2 separate regions of the Homo sapiens genome follow, and region 2 is linked to region 1. A link is a loop called in an ENCODE intact Hi-C map of the cell type or tissue named here. Cell type or tissue: endothelial cell of umbilical vein. All regions are shown on one strand. Each heading gives the region's core, and the rest is flanking DNA. Links, peaks and the distances in the headings are about the cores only.

What was found. A loop is a pair of places that touch in the nucleus more often than their neighbours do. Peaks named below come from ENCODE experiments on the same cell type or tissue, not always from the same donor. Only the 100,000 strongest peaks of a DNase experiment are listed, where the experiment ranks them.
Region 2: a loop joins it to region 1, with 4 times the contacts of the local background. A loop is called at or near these places in 1 of 110 quality-filtered maps.

The regions. Positions count from the first base shown.
Region 1 is chr7:12,725,966-12,731,826 of GRCh38, reverse strand. No RefSeq gene overlaps it. Among named protein-coding and RNA genes, the nearest start is that of ARL4A, 41 kb to the right of the region's middle. RefSeq lists an enhancer at 2,200-2,723. In endothelial cell of umbilical vein, for the core only: no CTCF peak of the experiment used is centred there; DNase peaks (open chromatin) are centred at 2,516, 3,506 and 4,146; H3K27ac peaks cover 2,761 bases.
Region 2 is chr7:13,055,076-13,060,936 of GRCh38, reverse strand. All of the region lies in intron 2 of LOC105375158 (a long non-coding RNA gene), which reads right to left. Among named protein-coding and RNA genes, the nearest start is that of ARL4A, 370 kb to the right of the region's middle. RefSeq lists enhancers at 2,947-3,006, 3,137-3,236. In endothelial cell of umbilical vein, for the core only: no CTCF peak of the experiment used is centred there; a DNase peak (open chromatin) is centred at 3,346; H3K27ac peaks cover 1,268 bases.

The DNA of each region.
Region 1 (5,861 bases), core at 597-5,596:
AAAATATAAAATCCAGATTTTAGATCAAATTTGTATGCAGAATGCAACATGTTAAACTATAAACAAATAGAAAATATGAAATAGAAAAAAGAAGAAAAATTATCACACAGGAAGGATTTTGAGATTTTTCAATCAATATATTTCCTTTAGAAACAAGTATGGAGAAGAAAACAAGAGTATTCCTTTTTTTTTCTTCTCCTTAAAGGGCAACCCAGCTTTTGTCTTTGCAAGTTCAAAGCTTAGTGAGAGATGTGCCTAAACATGCTGTTTTGGGGATGTTTCCCAGGTCACCCATATCCTGTTTACTTCTAATAGAGTCTGCCTTGCCCCATGCATGCTGTTTTCCTCCTGGTGTCTCAGCACTGCCCTCCCCTGCCTGACTCAAGTTCACTTGATAGAAATAACCTAGAATGGGTGTTTGTGTAAAGTTTGCAGGACATCTCCTTAAACTGAAACCCAAAATATCCAAGTCAGCATATGTTGTTGGTACATGTGAACTCTGAATCTGTCTCCCTAGATGCTAACCTTTTGTTCTAAGCTCCAGAAGCCAGCATGCTCTACCTTTCTCTAAAGGTTGAGATCAAAAGTAGCCCTTTAAAGGGTGAGGAGACGAGGAATGAGGAGGGTGACAAAGGAGTGGACCTTAAAAAATAGGTATTTCCCCAAGAGGGAAAGAACTGTGGGGCAGGCATGAACAAAAAACACAGGGATCCTGAAAATCTGGATCCTGTTTTTCCACTTTGCTGCTAGCCATGACAATTTGGGGGCTGTATGCTACTTTCTACCCTCTTTAATCTGACTGGGAGGGATTGTGAGTCTTCCTTCAAGACCCTTGTCAACCTCCTGAAGCAAACCCTAAATTTTTTACTTTATTTTATTTGATTGAATGTTGATGATCTATAACTGCATATATTTATGAGCTACAAAGTGATGCTATGATACCATATGGAATGATTGAATCAAGCCAATTAACATATCCATCATATCAAACATTTATACCTCCTAACTGAAACACTGTCTTCCTTGACCAGTATTTCCCCATTTCCACCAGCCCCCAGCTTCTGTTAACTACCATTCCACTCTCTGTTTCTATGAGTTTCATTGTTTTAGATTACACATAGAGTGAGAACATGTGGTATTTCTCTTCCTGTGCCTCGCTTACTTCACTTAGCATAATGTCCTTCACGTACATCCCTGTTGTTGCAAATGACAGAATTTCTCTCTTATTAAGGTGAATAGTTGTTTTCCATTGTGCATATGTACTACATTTTATTTATCTATTTATTTGTTGATGGACACTTAGGTCCATTCCACAACTTAGCTAACTCTCTTTTCCAGCCCAGGCTTATGATGTCTCCCTGTTCCTCAGTGTTTGCATAATGATGGATTAAAAAAATTACAATAACAGGTGACATTTGGTGGAAAGAGGACTGTAGCTAGAGACATAACATATGGATAGATGTCCTAGATCTGTCAATTAGAAGCTGCATAACTTTAAGCATATAATTTTTTGTGCTATGGTGGCTTTGAGTAAAAAAGAAAAAAAAAGTTTGCTAAGAATGGGAGGTCTTATAGGAACTTCAGTTTACTCTTCTATAAAATGTGATTTTTAAAATTCTCAATTTAGGGTGAAGAGAGAGTTCTTGGGAGGTGCTGTTATGAGATGAAATTCTGTATGTGAAGTACCAGTACAACCTTGGCACATTACAGTTCAGTGGAACTCAGAGGTTTTCTCCAGGGGGGGGTCTATGAATGCCATGATTAGTTAGCCAAGATCCCTGTCTTCGTGGACTGTACCTTCTAGAGACTGTGTCGGTTATTTGGAGGAGTAACTGAAATAACATACTTCAAAGTGCTTGGTAAACTAAAGACTTTTTCATGTGTTGTTTTTTAAATTAAAATGTCCTCTCAAAAATATAACTTCAGGCTTGTACATTTATCAGATGTCAGTCCTCTTCACTTGTGGTAATTTCATACAGAGTAATAACAAAATTGCTGAGAGATTCAAAATCCAAATATAGAAGGCAGCAGTTGCTTATTTAATGCAATGAAATGCTAATCCTTGCATTTTTTATTGTTTTATTTGTTTTAGTCTTTATAATCCCAAGTATAGTGCTAAGTCTTTTGGAAATAAGAAAGAAACTAAAAGAATATATCTATTTTTAGCTTTCTGCTAAGCTATTTCTTGCTCTCCTGTAGTTATTCCAAAATTGGTTGCAGTTTTATTTAAATAATTCTAAGAGGAAAAAAATAAACTTGTAAAATAGAATATTAAATGCACACTACCAAATTTAATTGATTTTTAATGCAAATATAAGTAGTACAGGCCATGCTAAACGTTTATTACCAACTGTTTGCAAAACAATCTGTTTACCCCATTCCGAGCTTCAACCTGCCTTAGACCCTGCTCAGGTAGCCCGACACCCAAAGAGGGCAAGATAGGCTTCCTCCCACAACACTCAGGCTGCCTGTTGGCTCAGCTGGGGCCACCCATTGTCTGGCTAATGGAATCCTGGAACCCAGCCAGAGCTGCAGCCTGCTTGCGAGGTTTAGTTCTGTTTTTGTTTTTAATGATCACACACATTTTGGCCTAAACTGCAAACAGAAGATAGTGGGGCGGGAGTGGGGCGGTGGTGGGGAAGAGGGGCGGGAGTGTAGTCTTATTTTATTTAGAAGAGGAAATCCAAAAAAGTGAGCTCTGAATACAGTTTTTTATGTTGTAAGAAATAAGTTTAGGTAAATGATTGAAATCGAAAACATGGCAAAGAAAGAAAGAAAAAATGGAAGAAGCCCAGCATCTCAAATTGTATCACAACAAACTGTCAGAAATATCACCAATAAATACACAGCCTTATGAGTAGACTCAAATTTTTAAATTACCAAAAATAAAAAAGTCAGCCTGGGCTGGGTACAGGGGCTCATGCCTGTAATCCCAGCACTTTGGGAGGATGAGGTGGGCAGATCACGAGGTCAGGAGTTCGAGACCAGCCTGGCCAACGTGGTGAAACCCCATCTCTACTAAAAATACAAAAATTAGCCGGGCGTGGTGGCATGTGCCTGTAATTCCAGCTACTCTGGAGGCAGAGGCAGGAGAATCACTTGAACACGGGAGGCAGAGGCTGCAGTGAGCCAAGATCACACCATTGCACTCCAGCCTGGGCGACACGAGCGAAACTGTCTCAAAATAAAATAACAAAAAATAAGGCCTGAAAATAAAAAGGGTTTTAATTTTGCTTACAATTTCTAGACTTTTTAAAGTTTTATGAACAGTTATTCTTTAAACTACATTCATGGTGTTTGTGTGCGTGTGTGTATACAATTTAATCACATCAAAGAATTCACATAGATGAAAACTCTAAGAAATTACCTTCCAAAGATGATGTCAGCAAGTGAAGAGGGAGTGTACATAGCTGCTTGTTTTTTAGTAAACTACAATTTAAGAGTCCTGAAAGGCAGATGGCTGGCTGTCAGGAAATGAGCTTAGTCAAAGGAAATGGGAGATGTCTGGTTCAGGGGATTTGAGGAAGGCTATTACCAATGGGTGCTTTTATTTTGCTTTCCACTCTAAGTCAGGATACATGCTTTGTTGTTCCCATGTACGAAAAAGAAATACCAAGGTGATAAGATAACATCTGGGACAGTACAGGGCTCCAAGTTTCTCTATTATATATAGAAAGCTGTTCACTTGCATCTTTCTTGGTTTGGGCCAAAACACTATGCTGGAAGAGGAGGGGAATATTAATAATGGGTTGAGCACTGATGAGAGATTGAAGCTGGGCAACTATTCTCTGGTCTAGGAATTTGGAATTGAGACACTGAAAGGCCACATTGAATCATCTGCCAGGATTTTCACAGACAGGCCAGATTCACAGGGACGTGTGATGGTGTGTCAGTGGTAGCTGAAACCCCCTACAATCCATCCCAAATTAATACACGGTCTAATTTAAAACAGTCAGCTCGCAGCTTCTGTACAAGTCCTATAACACTCCAACTACAACTACCACAAATTTTTGTTCTTTTACGCTTCCTATATGGAAATGTTTATAGGAAATTAGTCTCCAGAGACCGAAGAATATAGCAGACACACGTGGAGAAGCTGGGACAAAAAATCATGTAGCTCTAGGGAGGGAGAAAAACAGAGAGTCACTTCCTGACAAATGTCCAGTTCGCGTGAGGCCAGCTATATGTGCTGCACTTTTCTTTCATGAGAGTCCCCAGGGTGCTTACAAGAAAATTCCCAAAGCAGGTTGTGTGGGAGTTTGTAGCATGCAACCTAATAATTTCTCACCAAAACATAGATGGGACTTAGAATGAATGAGACAAAATATACTTGGAAGTGTTTTCACTAGGGAAAAACCTGTGGCTGAAGACAAGGATGTAATACCACTTTTCCAGAGTTTAGTAGTTAGTTGGCCTTAACAAAACTGGGATGCATCTTATCTCCAAGACTGAGCCATAGCCACATTCCTTGCGTTTTGTGTTACCTCCTCTGGAGGAGCCAGCAGATTTTGCCTATCTCTGGAAGTTCCAATTATTACAAGAGACTAGCATGAGTTCTAGAACTGCTCTCCCTTTGGGCTCTACTCCAAAACTGAACTTCATTAATACCTTAAAGCCCACATCCACCCATCTTCCCTTTCTCATTCACTCCATCCTACCCCACCCTGCATTAAAACTTACATTTACTCAAGAAAGCTGATTTCAGCTTACTGGTAGAAGGAAAACTATTGAAAAAAAGGTTCAGTTTAAGCTAAATAGTGGCAACAAGTGTTAACCCTTTCAGGCAAATTAAACAGCTTTAAGTGGCTTGTAAAGCCAAAGGAGCAAATTTCTATTGATGAAATTTCTATGGAGATAGTTTTGGTCGAGGCCTTCTCTCGTTTTATACTGTGCACAAAAATTGACTATTTTGTTCTGAACAAAGGCAACTCTAAGTAGACTTATGACTTAATGGAAGCAGTACTTCGATGACATGATACCTTCAAGGAAGGCCACCTTCCCAATAGGTGGAGGGAGGTGTGGAGTAGTGGAGAAAGCCAACCAAAGAGGAGTCCACTGATGCTACCTGGGCTTGAGGAGGGGTTGGGGGAGCTGCAGCAGATACGATAAGTGATGGGTCATTTTTAAAATCAGCCACTTGGATACAAAGTTGATCTGCTTTAAATGATTTAAAGTAAATCACTTGAGGATAAAAGCAGTGAGGCACCCTGGAAAGAGAACAGTCCCTACAGTTAGGAAGAAACACCAGACCCCACAATTTACTGTACAAGGGACTCTGGACACATTATTTAACCAAACCTAACCTGATAGGCAGTTTCTTCATTTCAAAAATACATAATTAGAAGATTTGAGATAGCTTGCTGCGTATATTAGACACTCAATAAATTGAAATATATAAAATAATTACTTACTATGTATATCCTGGGGGAAGAGCTAATGTCAGAGGCACAGTGAAGTAATGGTGACCTAGGGCTCGATTTTTCTCTCTTCATATTTTCTATCTAGCAGCTGGTTAGCAGTTATTACCAGAATTAACAACTTCAACAAATTCTACTTCTTCAACAAACTCTTCTTCTGACTCTAACTACAGCAACCTTTCTTTCTCTCTTTCTTTTCTTTCTTTCTTTTTCTGTCTCTCTTTCTTTCTTTCCTTCTTTCAAAACTTAAGTGTAGATAGAAATGAGCTATTTATAGCCACTACACTAGGCTGAAAATCTTGGAACCAATGTGGGTGCTGGGATGGGCCTCCAAGATTCAAGCCAATGTTAAAGGTGTATAACTAATTAAGAGGCTGGGTTCTAATAAATTACCCATTTATTTCAGCTGTGTGGGAGTAGCTATGGGGGTAAATAAAGGGGGTA
Region 2 (5,861 bases), core at 261-5,260, 330 kb before region 1:
AGACAAGAACAAGTTACGCCTTTTTTTTCCCATCAGAGTAATTATCACCAGTGTCGCTTCACTTTCAAAATGGTCTCACTTAGACAACACATTAGATAGGCTCACCATACATATAAGGTTATTTATTCTCCCCAGCCTAGTCTGTCGGCACTCTTTATAATAAATAAGAACTCAGTGGCTCGTCCTTTTAAATTTCAGAAGTATTGACATCCATTATGATTTCCACTCATATGTTTTTCTCCTAATTCTCTAAACCAATGTCTATATAATTACATCTAAAATCTAGCAAACTTCTGCTTCAACAATATGGTAGATTAGATATTCTGCACAACCCTCCAATGAAACAATAATGCAGTATAAAATATATATTTAAAAAGTCATTCTAAATGCAACACTGAACTGACATCAAAGTATGAAAAACACAGAGCTTCAAAATGAAGTACAACCCAGAACGCTGAGATGTAACCTAGTGTCAAATACTCTTTCACCCTTAAAGTTTCTGCTAGACCCTGCCAAGTGGATTTTGGTAACTTACAGAAGGTAAAGCCCTGGACCTGCAAAATGCTGACACATCAGTGATCTAAGAAACAAACACTGGGTATTCAAGTTACTATTATTTCAACTTTTCTCTAGGTTGAAACATTAAAAAAAACTAAAAAGTTGTAGAGAAAAGTTCACACACAGGCAGACTGGATATTAAGGTGATAGTTACTTTTGGGAAGAAGTGAAGAAATGGGCACCGGGAGGTTCCTGACAAAGTCCCATTATTTTACTTGAATGATTAGTGTCTTTAGCTTTTAATAATTCATAAGGTCAATTTTTGACTTAACACACTTTTCTACAGGTAACTTATATTTCCATAAACATTTTTCAATGTCAAAAATATTGAAATAACGTGGCCTTTATTTGATAGTTTTCCCCAGTCTCTGACACAATTTCTTTTCTGGAGAAACTATCTATAAATCAAGTCTTAAAGAATCTTCACACATAAGTTCTCAAGGAAAATGAGAACTCAGAGTCTTGAAAATTTACAAACACAGCAGGAAACTAAGCACCATAAGAAAAAAACAACTAAAACAAAAAGCCAATGATACAGACTCTCACAATTTAGACATAAATTGTTAGACATAGATTATAGGTATGATTTATATATCTGAAGAAATAAAAGATAAGCTTGAAAATATAATCAGCAAAAGGGGAGAGTTAAAAAATAAATTACATATTATATGTAATATAATATGTATATTATATATTATAAATTATATATTACACTTAAAATAGCATATATATTTGTACACATGATAAATATAAAGACTCAAATAAAGATTTTAAAAGATGTTTATTCCAGCTTTTTAAAAAAACTGAATTACTAGAAACTAAAGAAACTAAATTGCTATAGTTATTGGAATTAACATTAATATGCTAGAAGATTATTTCTAGGAGGTTAGTCTGAAAGATGAAGGGAAGAGGACTTTTACCTATTTCCATATTACAAACTAAAAACAATTACATAATGCAGAACAATTTTAGCTTCCATTTTGTGTGCCTCTTACTTCTTGAATATATTCTCTTAAGAAGTGAAATCTAGAAAAAAATTATCAAATTGTAGAAAGTCCAGGAGGATCTGGCCTAAGAAAATATCACTGGACTTGGTGATTCACTGGACAAATGGAAGAAATAAAATTGCAGTGTTAGAATATGCTGAGAGGAGGTGGAAGTAGCATGTAGAGGCCATTCATGTATGAATAACTATTCATGAAAGGATAACTTGATGATTGATAAAGACAATAAAACCAAGTGACCTTTTAAGAGGCTGGTATATTTCAAAATTGAAGGAAGAATCCTAGACGGGAGATTTTTGAGGATTATGAAAAGAAAAGGAAAGACTGACAAGAAAGTAATGGATGAGAAGAATATAAAAATATGGCAAGACAAAGCTTGGAAATAAGGGTGAAGAAAACTTTCTCTAAAATGAAAGGAAAGAAAAAGATAATGGAAGAAAGATATGAAAGTAGAAATAAACAGAACTAAATGAGGTGTAGTTTAAGGTTTGTGGCCTCAATCTTCTCATTATGTAGATAAACAGGAAAGTCATTCTGGGAAAAAGCAGAAACTACGGTTTGATGGAGCCAATTTTTTCTTGGTAAGTAGGTAATGGTGATCCCAGGCACTGACGTAAGTGATCAATGCCCTGTGAGGCTGTTCTAGGCTCAGAAGAAACATATCCTTAAATGATTAGCTCTGTATAATCATTAGACTGCACACTTACAATATCTATATTGAATTTTCTGTTTTTCCTTATCACCAGGCAAGGAAACAAATCATCTGTTTTTTTGTTTGTTTGTTTGTTTTGAGGTGGAGTCTCGCTCTGTCGCCCAGGTTGGAGTGCAGTGGCGCAATCTTGGCTCACTGTAACCTCTGCCTCCTGGGTTCAAGCAATTCTTGCGCCTCAGCCTCCCAAGTAGCTGGGACTACAGGCACGCGCCACCACACCCAGCTAATTTTTGTATTTTTAGTAGAGACTGGGTTTCACCATATTGGCCAGGCTGGTCTCAAACTCCTTACCGCGTGATCTGCCCCCCTCGGCCTCCCAAAGTGCTGGGATTACAGGCGTGAGCCACCACAGCTGGCCCACATCATTTGTTTTACGAAGGCAAATTAATGAGATAATAAACAAGATAGACAAATAACACTGCCAAGTTCTTTTAAAGATAAAGTAAGTACCGCCATGGCGAATGAGACAAGTTATTGTGCGAGTGGAGAACAGAGAGCACATGGGGGGAGAAAGAAAGATGAGAATTAAAGAGAAGCAAGAAGGTCAGAGACAAAGACATGAAGAGAAGCAGAAGGAGAGGGAAATAGAAAAGTGGAAACTGTTGACTAGAAGACCCACATGAGGAGAAGCAGAAAGAAGGAGGAGGAACAACAGAGAAAGAAAAAGAAGAAAACTGCAATGAGTAAAACCAGGGAGCACAAATTGATAGGGAAACAGTAACAGCTGAGCAAAGTGAAAGAGAAAGGACAAAAAAGGAAATGAGTTGATATTTATAGAATGCTTACATTTTGCCTTAACTTTCATAAAAAAATCTATGAGGTAGGTGCTATGATGTCTGCATTTTATAAAGTTCTCATGCACGGAGAGAAGAATTCACTTTCTAAGTTTACAAACCATTATAGAATATGTAAATTTAGGTCGTTGGATTTCTGTGTTTTTAACCAATAATGTCATACTACAAGAAGCAAGGGGATGAAGAAAAAGGAAGTGAGACAAAATATGACTTTTGTTGTTTTCTTGGACTGGAAGCAGTTTGCCTCTGCACAAACTCCTGCCCTTTTCACATCTCATAAGCCTGTCCATCTTTCCACGCTCGTCAGTTCTTCCTTTTCAGTGACTAACAAACTTTTATCTATAAGCGGAAGATCAAATCCTGTCCAAAAACCAGACCAGGAAACTCCCTGGAAATGAAGACAATAACCAAGTTAGTTTCTTGGAAGCTAATGATAATTGTCCTTCTTGGTTCTAACGAACCTCACTTTCGTTTAATCAAGCCCTGTTCAGGTTTAACTGGGAAAGATTTCATGACTGCTAAGGCCAGTGCAAATTTTGATGTCTAATTTCCACATTATATTTATGTTTACTAAACTGACAAGCAAATAACCTAACAGGTTCAAGTCTTTATGAATAATAAAGGATGCATTAAAATCTTAGGTATCATTTTGGAGGAAACTGATAAAATAGTTGAAGCAACGCTTATATGACCACAATGGTTATGACATTAAGGATTTTATAAAATAGGCTTTTTTTCCCTCAGAAGAAAGAATAATTTGGAAAAGACTGAAAATAGCCTGCTAGCAGATTCTAACAATCTCAATCCCAGTAAAGCAGAGATTTGGTTATAGAAACAAGATGAAACTGCTTGACCACATTCTCTGCTACTGTTGCACTGGGATTACCTGATTATTGAGCAGGGTTTGATCACTACTTCTCACTGACAGCTTCCCAAAATTAACATGAAAGAAACAATGACCTGATATTCTAGCTAAACTGTATCTTAGCTGTAATATAAACTTCTTTTATTTATTATCTCGATTAGAGTTTGAATATATTATCAATTATAGGTCCTTTGCTTTTCTTGTTGGTCTCTCTCTCTCTCTTTAATATACACACAAACACACACACATTATTCTTCACACATTAGCCTAGACATCAGCAGATTTGATGGGTGCTTTCAATGTTTTGTTTCAAATTATTATTCTAGATAATTCCAGTTTACAAAGAGAACTGAAAATACAGACTAACTGAAAATCCCTTGGACGACCAAATTAATATACATATATATTGCAAAAGCCAGTTTCAGCCTTCCCACTCAAGGTTAGGTATCTGGGATTATTTATTGCATTTAGTATCAGATTATTATATTGATTAGACCTACGGAGTTTAGTATTTTGCCTACTCAACAGCATCTCAATAAACAGCCTATCTTCTAAATAATATCCAGGATCTATGTTGTGTAAGGAAAAATGAAAACGAAAAAACACTCCTATCAAAATGAACCTAAATATAGGAAATTGTTGGACTGACACAGTTATGTACTGTATGGGTTAGCTGCCTCTTGATTCTCAGCTTTATTTCTATCCTATGCTTCCTGTGTAACTCAGGAGGCTAGAAAGGTACACACTACATTTCCCATTTGCTGGGAAACTCTTGGTTAGTTTCTACAAGTGGTCGCTCTGACAGGAAGTAGGAAGACAGACAGAAGCAAGATTTTTGTTCTGCTTTTCATAGCCTTGCAGCACAAGCAACAGCAATAACAGATGGCTGTGGACTACTGTGGGCAAATGTGGGTCTAGTAACAACTGCAAGTGACTGTTGGCTTTAGAATTTTTGCTGATTAGCTGCATCAGGAGGCTAAGATTTTATTTAGTAGCATCAATAAGGTTCCAGCAGCAACACTAAAAACAACAGTCATACTGCTTGCTAGCAGATTAGCACACAGTGAGTTTGTAAGTTCCAGCCTACTGGTTCTCTCCCGCCTAAAATTAGGCTTGGTTCTAGGGATCAGAACAGGGCTCTATGGAAATTTAATAGCCCCTATCATAGGTAGAGAAAACTAGATATGGCTTAACATTCACAAGTATTTGTTAATATGTTTTTCTACACAATGGTAATCCAGCTCTTTCATAGCTGACTTGGGGTAAGAGTGTAGCAGACGATGATGATACCTGAGATCATGATTATGGATCAGGAAGGTGGAAAAGGAATAGCCTCAGGAAGCAGCAGGCATAAACGAGATAGAATAGGAAGCAGAAACCTGAAGCAACACCGAAGAAGGAAAAGAACAACTAATTGGAGTTTTGCATAATAAGTTGGAAACTATCTAGAGGATCGTATTTTTATATAAATCAAGCATTTGTTCACAACCCTAGAGAATGCCAGCTCCATTGCACTTTTTATAACATTGATACATACTTCTATTTATAGTCTGTTTTTCTTATAGTCTGTTTTTCCTGTTTGTTTGCTTTTTTTTTTTCAAAGTAGGCGGAGGTAATAGCCATTTGGCTGGCAGTGCAACTACCCAAATTGCTACTCTCAAAAGGAGAAAAGGTAGTTAAACACAGATGTAGGGTACTGTGTCATGGTAATGAACGTAGAGCAACACTATATTTAATATTGGCCTTGCTCTGAAAGTAGGAGTTATATATAAACACTAGAGAAGAATAACGTGAAAAAATGCAATTCTACCTCTATAATGTCAGTATCCTTTAAAGTGTACCAGTTTTCCTATCATGAGAATATCTGGCAACATAAGGAAGACATTATCGGAGGATCACACTGAAAAATGAATTCCATTCACACATCA